Linked DNA regions of Homo sapiens: region 2 is linked to region 1. The links are chromatin contacts, found by Hi-C or POLR2A ChIA-PET in ENCODE. All regions are on one chromosome and are shown on one strand. The core of a region is the stretch at or near the end of the contact, and the rest is flanking DNA. Distances in the headings are between cores, read along the strand shown.

Region 1 (5,464 bases), core at 769-3,268:
TCTACACAGGAGGCTGAGGTGGGAAGATCGCTTGAGCCTGGGAGGCAGAGGTTGCAATGAGCTGAGATCACCCCACCACTCCAGCTAGGGTGACAGACTGAGACCCCGTCTAAAAAAATACTATAGTACAGATAGTCCTCATTTGTCAGTGGGTTGACTGCATTCCAAAAGTTTCTAAGTTGGTTGCTTAAAACTCAGAATTATTATTAGTAATTAGGTTTCTGAAGTAGTCTGGAAAATATTTTTTTAACCTTTTATTTTGAAACAATTTTAGGATTATAGAAAAGTTGCAAAAATAGTACAAGGAATTCCATTTACCCTTCACCCAGATTCTCTAAGTCAGAAAAGTATTTTTTTTATTTTTTTATTTTTTGAGACCGAGTCTTACACTGTCATCCAGGTTGGAGTGCAGTGGCGCGATCTCGGCTCAATGCAAGCTCCGTCTCCCGGGTTCACACCATTCTCCTGCCTCAGCCTCCCGAGTAGCTGGGACTACAGGCACCCACCACCACGCCATAATTTTTTTGTGTGCTTTTAGTAGAGACGGGGTTTCACCGTGTTAGCCAAGATGGTCTTGATCTCCTGACCTCGTGATCTGCCCGCCTCGGCCTCCCAAAGTGCTGGGATTTCGGGAGTGAGCTACTGCCCCCGGCCCAGAAAAGTATTTTTAACACAGAAGGTAGAAATAGTATACATCTATAATGAAAAGAGAGAATAATAATCCTACAATGAGAGACAGGTTTTTTTTTTTAACTAAGAGAAACAGAAAACATTTTTATTTTTAATCTTGAAAACTGTTCTCAGCAATATAGTAGTAGACTATAAACCCCGAGTAATGACAGTTTAAAAAAATCAAAAAGCCGGGCGCGGTGGCTCACACCTGTAATCCCAGCACTTTGGGAGGCTGAGGCGGGTGGATCACCTGAGGTTAGGAATTTGAGACCAGCCTGGCCAACATGGTGAAACTCCATCTCTACTAAAAATACAAAAATTAGCCAGGCATGGTGGCGGGAGCCTGTAATCCCAGCTACTTGGGAGGCTGAGGCAGGAGAATCGCTTGAACCTGGAAGCGGAGGTTGCAGTGAGCTGAGATCGTGGCATTGCACTCCAGCCTAGGCAACATCAGTGAAACTCCATCTCAAAAAAAAAAAAAAAATCAAAAGATTCATAGCAATCAATCAGAAGGAGGCCAGTTATCCTGAGCCAGCATAAGGAAGTCCCCTGTGTTTTAATACTATAAAGAAACTAACTTTGAAATGACCAATCCACTTTTTGTTTCATTTCTGCTTTATTTAGCTAGATTTTGCCTATAAATTCAACTTCCTCTGCTCAGCACACTGAAATGCCTTTTCTAAATCTTTTGATGACACACTGCCTGATTCATGAACCACTAATAAAAGTGAGTTAGATTTTTAAGCTAAATTTGTTGTAATTTTGTCTTTTGACACAGGGTAGGCCTATGTTTGGCTTTACTAGATACTGCCAAAAGTTTTGTAAAACCACTGTACACTCCCACCAGCAATGTATGGGACTTCTAGTTGTTCTACATCTTCACTACGGCCTTATTTTAAGTGGAAACGTACTTGTAAACATAAGACAAAGTCTATGATCTGCTCAAAGTCGAACTCAGATCAAGACCAAAAAGCTAGAACTCCCAAAGGCAACATCCTCAGTGAAAGATAAACTAGGGAAAGAAAGAAAAACAAAAACTCAACTCATCCCACAGAAGTGAGTACTCTTGTCCTTCCTAGCTTTGGCTCTGGGTAGGTATTGGTAGTGGTGGAGTGGGGTCTTCCTAACCACAATCTGGCATCCACTCAAGTTTGGGGTTAGAATTCAGTTACTTTTGTGAGGCCAAGTGAGAATTTAATGTAAGTGGTCCTGGGTAGATTGCATCCCTGGATTCCTGGAAGAAGCAAATGCATATTCTCTAGAAAAACACACCTTAAACCTAGATCAGAAATAATTCACACAGATAAAGTCCCAACAAGCTCACAATCAAAAACTAATTTAAAAACAGGAAATGAGCCACCACAGGAAGCAGAAACAACTGAGTTACACTTACAAAACTGCAGATATTATAAGCAATAACGAAAAATATAAAAAATTTAAAGAAATTAGAGTATCAAAATATGACCAGACTAAGAAATTGATTTTTAAAAACACAGAATATGTAGAAATAAGAAGTATAATTGAAATTAAAAATCAGTGAATAGGCCAGGTGCGGTGGCTTACACCTGTAAATTACCAAGTACTTTGGGAGACTGAGGTAGGCGGATCACTTGAGCTCAGAAGTTTACCAGCTTGGGCAACATGGTGAAACCCTGTCTCTACTAAAAATATAAAAATTAGCCAGGCATGGAGGTGGCACGCCTGTAGTCCCAGCTACCCGGGAGGCTGAGGCAGGAGAGTTGCTTGAATCTGGGAGGTGGAAGCTGCAGTGAGCCGAGATTGCACCACTGCACTCCAGCCTGGGTGACAGAGTGAGACTCCATCTCTCATACACACACACACGAAACTCAAAAGTAAAATCAAAAGATATCATTACCTACCATTAGAATGGTTAAAGTTAAAAAAATTGACAACACCAAATGCTGGTGATGATGTGGAGCAACTGGGACTCTCACACATTGCTGGTGGGAATGTAAAATGAAATGGTAAACATACACCTACCCTATTATAATATCTAGCCATTCCACTCCTAGGCTTTACCAAAAAAAAAATATATATATATATATATATAAAAACATATATCCACACAAAGACTTATACATGAATATTTATAGCAGCTTTATTTATTGTAGTCTCAAAGAACTCAAATGTCTATGGTCTCTTCATACAAAGGAATAGTAGTACTCAGGGATAAAAGTCTACGAAGTACTCATAAACACAACAACATGGATGAATTTCATTGACATTATGCTCAGTGAAGAAAGCCACACACAAAAGAGTCCATTTGCATGATTCCATTTGTATCAAGTTCAAGAGCAAGGAAAACTAATCTATGTTGATAGAAATCTGGTTTCCTATTGTGGAATGGGAGAGGAAATGCCTGGAAATAGATGTAACCTTCTATGCTAATAGAATGTTCTTGTATCTTGATGGGGTGGATTAGTGTATGTTCATCAAAACTCAATGAACTGCACACTTACTATTTGTACATTACACTATATAAATTTTACCTTTATTAAAAAAGATCAACTAGACAAAAGACAGATTACACACAAAGGAAGGACAATCAGATGGACACTGACTTCTCAATTGCATGAACAGAAGCCAGAGGACACAAATAATTCATTCATAGTGGCAGGACAAAAACAACTGTTAATTAAGAATATATGCTCGGAAAAATATCTTTAAAGAAAAAAAGTTAAAATGTTCTTTGAAGAAGGGATACTATCACTGTCTATTTTAGTCATAGAGAACCTAAGTAACTTGATTTTGGATCCAGAGAGTCTGAACCCAGAGTTCATTCTCTGAATCAATATACTATACAGTCTTTCAATGTAAGAATGAACTTTACGGCAAACATACAGTTACAATTAAACAAATATTGGCTGCATAAAATAATGACTAATTTATGGATATTAACAGAATAGAAATAAAGCATGTAATTTCTAAGCCAGCAATGAGGGAAATGTAATTGTTTACTAGATACTTTTTTTTTCTTTTTGAGACGGAGTCTCGCTCTGTCGCCTAGGCTGGAGTGCAATGCAGTGGCACGATCTCAGCTCACTGCAACCTCCGCTTCCCAGGTTCAAGCAATTATCTGCCTCAGCCTCCTGAGTAGCTGGGATTACAAGCGCCCACCACCAAACCTGGCTAATTTTTGTATTTTTAGTAGAGATGGGGTTTCACCATCTTGGCCAGGTTGGTCTTGAACTCCTGACCTCATGATCCACCTGCCTCGGCCTCTCAAAGTGCTGGGATTACAGGCATGAGCCACCGCGCCCAGCCTAGATTCTTTAACTTACCAATGTGTTATGGTAATCTTTTTATATATGAGTTTTTTAGCCAGGTATGGTAGCTCACACCTGCAATCCCAGCCCTTTGGAAGGCTGGGGCAGGAGGATAGCTTGAGCCCGAGTTCAAGACCAGCCTGGGCAATATAGGGAGACCTCATCTCTACAAAAATTAAAAAATTAGCCAGGTGCGGTGGTGGTGCATGACTGAGGTCCTAGCTACTTGGGAGGCTGAGGCAGGAAGATCACTCGGGCTTGGGAGGTCGAGGCTGCAGTGAGTCATCATGGTGCCATTGCACTCCAGCCTGGGCAACAGAGACAGACCCTATCTCAACGAAAAAAAAAAAAAAAAAAAAAAAGAAAGAAAGGAAAAAGAAAACAGTTTTTAAAGACTTTAGGCCAAATACTCTTTTTAGTCATGGTACCCCTAATGATAAGCACAGTGCCTGACACAGAATAAGCACAAAATAGATGCATTTCAGAGATCTACTGCACTAAATGTTATTGACTTTTTTCTTTTTAAAAGATTCTCAAGTAGTCTAACAGCCAGCCTTATCTTCCTGAAGCAACTTGTCAGAGCTGTGATAAAGAAGAAAATCAATTAAAGAAATGAGTACTTTTGAATTTATCTAAAGTGAAATCACTAAATTTTGTGTAATTAAAGAAAAAAAAACAGGGCAACACATATCAAGGAATGGTGTAAATATATTCTGGGAAATACTTGTGTAAGGCAAGGAAGACTTTCCCTCTACCATCAGGATTCGATAACAGTCTATGAAATAAACTAAATGGAGAAAATGTATACAAATTTATTATGTGTATGGGAGTATCACAGGAAAGAAAAGTGTATACCAAAAAAAAAAAAGTGGTATTTTTAAAAAGTGTATACCAAAAACAAACAAAATCCGTGATATTTCAAACCAGTCTATGAAATAAACTAAACGGAGAAAAGGTATACAGATTCATTATGTGCATGGGGGTATCACAGGAAAGAAACGTGTATACAAAAAAAAAAAAAGTGATATTTAGGAGTTTATATACCCTTTATATAGCATGGGGGTAGAGGTATACAGGCAATTTAGAAGAACAATTCTGGAGAAAGATAAATGGGCCCTTAGAATAATAATAGATGATACTTTGTGTCAGTTTGTCTGGGTGTGGTGCTGACTTTTACTCTCCTCTCCAGTGATAAGAGACAATCTTCCCTGGTTGATCAAACTCCCTAGGAGCAAACTGAGCTTCTTTTGGAGGATCTGTCCTTAGGTAGGTAACAGGAGTTCAGAGAAAGTGTTTCTTTGCATTTGCTACTTTGCAAGTGTTTCCAACTTAAAGTAATCAATATATCAAGGTGTCATATTTTGGAGTGGCATTTCCTCAACACCTTCATTTGGCAATATGCCAAAAGACACTCAAAGCCACTGAAGTATCAATTTTATCAAAAAAATTCTTTAGGGAGAAACAGTATTTTCACTGGTTACTAATTTAAACAATTTTTATATTAA
Region 2 (5,314 bases), core at 80-2,579, 220 kb before region 1:
TGGATAAAGAGAGCTTTTCCTCTACTGCATCTTAATTGCCTTTAGCTCAAAAATAATTTTTATGTCAAAGAGGCAGTTTTGATTCATACAGATGTGAAAAAAAGAAGCATATTTTGAGGTGACATGTTTTCTTCAGATGCAAATGTGGGGGTGAGTTTTAAAGTAATCGAAAATTGAGAAAGCAAAGCTATTACATACAGGCCTTTCATTTGAGTGGTTTTGTGTTTAAAGGAACACAGAAGTAAAAATATAGGGAGATATGTGATCGAGAGGGACTTGTTTCTTTATGTATCTAAATGGAAGATAGTAGAGTCTGTTTATATGGTGAAGGAAATTATATGGAACCTAAAAATGAAGAGTTATCTTTTTTTTTTTTTTGACACAGGGTCTCACTCTGTCACCCAGGCTGGAGTACAGTGGTGCAATTACGGCTCACTGCAGCCTCGACCTCCCAGACTCAGACTCAAGTGATCCTCCCATTGCAGCATCCCAGGTAGCTAGGACAACATGTGCATGCTACCATGGCCGGCTAAGTTTTAAAAATTTTTTATAGGTTGGGGGGGTCTCCTCATGTTGCCTAGGCTGGTTTTGAACTCCTGGGCTCAAGCAATCCACCTGACTTGGCTTCTCAAAGTGCTGGGATTACAGGCCTAAGCCACCACCCCTGGTCAAGAGTGTATCTTTTAATAGGTGTAGGGACACATTTTCATTTGTTTACTAAGTTCTTGTATTTGTTTTGCTTTATTTTAGAGATAGCATCTTGCTCTGTTGCCCAGGCTGGTCTGAACTCCTGGCCTCAAGTGATCCTTGCATCGTGGCCTCCCAAGCCAAAGCACTGGGATAGAGGCATGAGCCATCACACCCGGCCTAAATTCTCCCTTTTATTTTCTTTCTTTCTTTCTTTCTTTCTTTTTTTTTTTTTTTTTTTTTTTGAGACAGAGTCTCACTCTGTTACTCAGGCTAGAGTACAGTGACACGATCACAGCTCACTGCAGCTTTCACTTCCTGGGCTCAAGCAATCCTCCCACCTTGGCCTCCCAGGTAGCTGGGACTACAGGGGAACACCACCATGCCCAGCTAATTTTTTGCATTTTTGGTGGAGACGGGGTCTTACCATGTTGGCCAGGCTGATCTCAAACTCCTGGATGCCAGTGGTCCACCCCCTCACCCCGCCCCAGCCACCCGGCCTCCCAAAGTGCTGGGATTACAGGCTTAAGAGCCACTGCACCGAGCCTAAATTCTTAATGAATTATTTGTTGAATTTAGTTCAAGAGAGAAGAAAGGTTTATACAGTGACACCTCCCAGGCACCAGATGGCAATGTTCAGCTGCTGTTCTGTTCCCTGTCACCTGAGAGCACCCTCTCAAGAGCTAGTAGATAACATGCACTTCTGTCCTTCCAAGGTGGACTGAGTTGGCCCTAGGGCAGTTGAAATTTTAGATGACTTTCTGGTTTGGCTCTTTTAGTGGAATTGCAACTCCTGGGAAAGAACAGAGGGTTTATGCATTTAAAGAGGACATTGTGTTACAAAGGACAAAGGGTAGGGAACATTTCTCAGAATGGGTTTGAGAGTCAGCAGTTTACCTGCCACCCAAAACTAGGAGGAACCAGCTAGACAATAAATAACACTAAAAATCAGGGAGAAGCCTACATGTTTATTAACAAGGAAACACTGATCCATCATTGTAGGATGAAGGCAGCTGTGAGGACTGGATTCTTGGCCTGTGGATTTCCAGTGACTCTCACAGGTGGCAGCAGCACTTCTAGGCTGGCAAATGCACTTCTGTGCTGTCACCGCTGGTTTCTCTATGGCCTCTGACTCTCTGCCCTAGTTATACTGAAACTAATCTCAATCACATCCTTCCTTTCTTACATCCTGGCCCAGATCTGACCTGGGAAGGGCTTCCATCCGATCAGCACAATAACTCAAGCAGCCCCACCCTCTCGTTGACTAATATTGACAGTATTTGTTTAAATACATTTGTGATCAACTTACTCTAGCCTCTTGGGCCTTTCTACTTTTATAAGATGGTTAAAGCCTTCCAACAACCCAATCTTGAAAATTGATGTGTATTTCTTCTAGCTTGGCAGGGCTTTTCCTATTTCCTCCTGGATATTTGGAATTATCCCAATGAAGAATCTTTTAAACAAATATTTCCTCTTATATTCTCTTTTTCTTTTTTTTTCCTTTGTTCTTCCTGATAACCACAAATCAATCTAAATCCCCCTTACGTTTTTCATAGTCTTTACTCGTGCTTAGGTCTTCTTTGCTTTGAAAAGTGTCTTTGTTTCTGGTGCACCTCCAAATTACCATCTTATTTCTTGCTTTTCTTTCCCTGGCAAACCTCCCTTTATCTTCTTTAACTCTTGGAAATCTGTTTTCCATCAGCTTTAGAATTGTCCTCTGCAAGGTTAAGAGTAACTTTTGCCAGTCACTATTTTCCTGAACTTTTCTATGTCATTTGATACTGTTGACCAACCTTTCTTTCTTCAAATAGTTTTTCTTTCTTCTTTTTTTTTTTTTTGGCTCACCTAACTAATCTGATTCTTTTCTCAGCTCTGATCCTTTCTTCTCTGTTACCTTAGATAACTCTTCTTCCTACTTCTGCCTGTGGGGAACAGCGACCCAAGGGGCAGCCTCATTTGGGGACTCTGAGCCATTCATTAGGGCTCACTTCTGTGTTAATGACTTCTCTGTGTGATCTGATCGTCTCACAAGACTGCCAGCCTTCTTTATCTAATTGTCCTTTAAACATTTCCACTGAATGTGATGCTTTCACCCCAAGTTCAGTATTACTTTTTAAAAACTCTTCATCTTTACCTGGCTCCCTGAAATCATCTCCTTTAAACTTCCATTTCCCTGTCCAGGAGTACCCCTGTTATTCCAGTCACCTCAGCATAAAAACTTTGAAGCATTTATGACCATCTTTTTTTTAGACCTAGGTTTTAGTCCCAGATCTTCCACATACCAGCTGTGTGGCTTATTTAGGACAAGTTGTATAACCAGATAACCGATCTGTCCATCAGTGAACTCACATTAAATAAGGATAGTAATAAAAACTAAGGGTTATTGTAAGGAACATTTAAAGTGACTTGACAGTGCCTGGAACATCAAAAATGCTCAGAAACTTTTTGTTAATACTATTTTTGAAATCCCCTGCATCCTCCACCCCCTATTATTTATCTTACCAACCAAAGGTTTTTTTCTTACATCTAAGTTATGAACAGATTCCGAACCAACCTTTCAGATTCCAGTCCCTAGCTCTTTCAAACCATCATGCATGTTTTTACCAGATTAATCTTACTTGAACATTGCTTTCATAATATTACTACCACACATCAACATTTTTTTTTTTTTTGAGATAGCGTCTTGCTCTGTCACCCAGGCTGGAGTGCAGTGGCACGATCTTGGCTCACTGCAACCTCTGCCTCCCAGGTTCAAGGGATTCTCCTGCCTCAGCCTCCCCAGTAGCTGGGATTACAGACGCATGCCAACACACCAGGCTAATTTTTGTATTTTTAGTAGAGAAGGGGTTTCACCATGTTGGCCAGGTTGGTCTCGAACTCCTGACCTTGTGATCCACCCACCTCAGCCTCCCAAAGTGCTGGGATTGCATAAGCCACCGCGCCTGGCCCACAAACCAATTTTTAAATGGCTCCTCTTTTTTTTTTTTTTTAAACCACAGAGTCTAAACTTCTGTCCTTCCTGGTTTGGCTTCACTCTGTGGCCACCAACCCCAAGCATCTCCTTAGCATTTATTCCTTTCTTCTCCTGGCTGGTGAGCATTCCATACTCACTTCTGCCTCGTGATTTTCCCATGCTAATTGTCTTGATAGGCCTAACTCCATCTACTCCTTTGTCTGCTTAGCTTTATCGTCTTCAGAAAACATATCATGACTTCGTTAATCAGCTTCTTACAGAGTCTAGACTATCACAGTCCTCAAAATGGATCTGTACTTCACAATTTAGCCTTTTATTTTTGCTCCCTTTTTTCCCTTCTGATTTCTTTATTACTTTATTATTATATAATTCACATACCATAAAATTCAACGTTTTCAAGGATACATGTCAGTAGTTTATAGCAGCAGTCCCCAACCATTTTGGCACCAGGGACCGTTTCGTAGATGACAATTTTTCCACAGACTGAGGTGCAGCAGGGTGGGGTGGGGGAATGGTTAGGGGATGAAACCGTTCCATCTCAGATCATCAGGCATTAGATTCTCATAACAAGCGTGCAACCTAGATCCCTTACATGTGCAGTTCACAATAGGGTTTGCATGCCTATAAGAATTTAATGCTGCTGCTGATCTGACAGGAGGTGGAGCTCAGGCAGTAATGTTCATTCGCCCGCCACTCACCTCCTGCTGTGCAGCCCAGTTCCTAGCAGGCCACGTACTGCTACCGGTCTGTGGCCCAGGAGTTGGGGACCCCTGGTTTATAGTATATTCATAGAGTTGTGCAGACATCACCACTATCTAATTTCAGATCATTTTTATCACCCTCAAAATAAACATTGCACGTATTAGTAGTACTTCCCATTCTTTCCTCACCACCCTCCCCGCTGCCCCCAGTTCCCAACAACCACTAATCTGCTTTCTATCTCTATTGTTTTGCCTATTCTGGATATTTCACATAAGTGGAATCATACAATACCTAACTTTTTGTGTCTGGTATCATTCATTTGGCATGATTTCAAGTTTATCCATTTTGTGGCATGTATTGGTACTTAATTCTTTTCTTAGGCTGAACAATCTTTCTTTCTTTCTTTTCTTTTCTTTTTTTCAGACGAAGTTTAACTCTTGTTGCCCAAGCTGGAGTGCAATGTTGCGATCTCGGCTCACTGCAACCTCCACCTCCTGGGTTCAAGGGAATCTCCTGTCTCAGCCTCCCGAGTAGCTGGGATTACAGACGTATGCTGCCACGCCCAGCTAATTTTTGTATTTTTAGTAGAGAGGGGGTTTCACCATGTTGGTCAGGCTGGTCTCCAACTCCTGATCTCAGGTGATCCGCCCACCTGGGCCTCCCTAAGTGCTGGGATTACAAGTGTGAGCCACCATGCCCAGCCGAACAATATTTCATTGTATAAATATACCACATTTTGTTTATCCATTAATTACTTGAAAGACGTTTGGGTTGTTTTCATCTTTTAGACATTATGAATATTCATGTATGTTCAAGCTTTTATGTGGGCATATGTCTTCACTTCTCTTGGGTATACACCTAAGAGTAGAAATGGTGGGTTATGGGATGTCTGAATCTATCTGTGCTGCTGCAACAAAATACCACAAACTGGGTAGCTTATAAACAATAGAA

Evidence for each region. Hi-C counts contacts between places; a loop is a spot of excess contacts on that map. ChIA-PET counts read pairs that join two places held with the same protein, here RNA polymerase II (POLR2A). Pooled maps may share reads with other maps.
Region 2: a loop to region 1 is called in a pooled map, with 4 times the contacts of the local background. The contact joins two enhancer-like sites. A Hi-C loop is called at or near these places in 5 of 168 maps with a recorded cell type or tissue (PC-3, ascending aorta, chondrocyte and 2 more) and 14 of 50 pooled maps. POLR2A ChIA-PET finds 5 or more read pairs at or near these places in 3 of 52 experiments (H1, HepG2 and activated CD4-positive, alpha-beta T cell).

What each region holds. Positions count from the first base shown.
Region 1 is chr14:52,738,490-52,743,953 of GRCh38, reverse strand. The region is part of intron 1 of STYX (serine/threonine/tyrosine interacting protein); the gene reads right to left. Among named protein-coding and RNA genes, the nearest start is that of STYX, 11 kb to the right of the region's middle. Within about 2 kb of position 2,018, at least 3 of the 41 ENCODE cell types and tissues checked have a DNase peak (open chromatin) inside an H3K27ac peak, as active enhancers do.
Region 2 is chr14:52,957,311-52,962,624 of GRCh38, reverse strand. No RefSeq gene overlaps it. Among named protein-coding and RNA genes, the nearest start is that of FERMT2, 8.9 kb to the right of the region's middle. Within about 2 kb of position 1,329, at least 12 of the 41 ENCODE cell types and tissues checked have a DNase peak (open chromatin) inside an H3K27ac peak, as active enhancers do.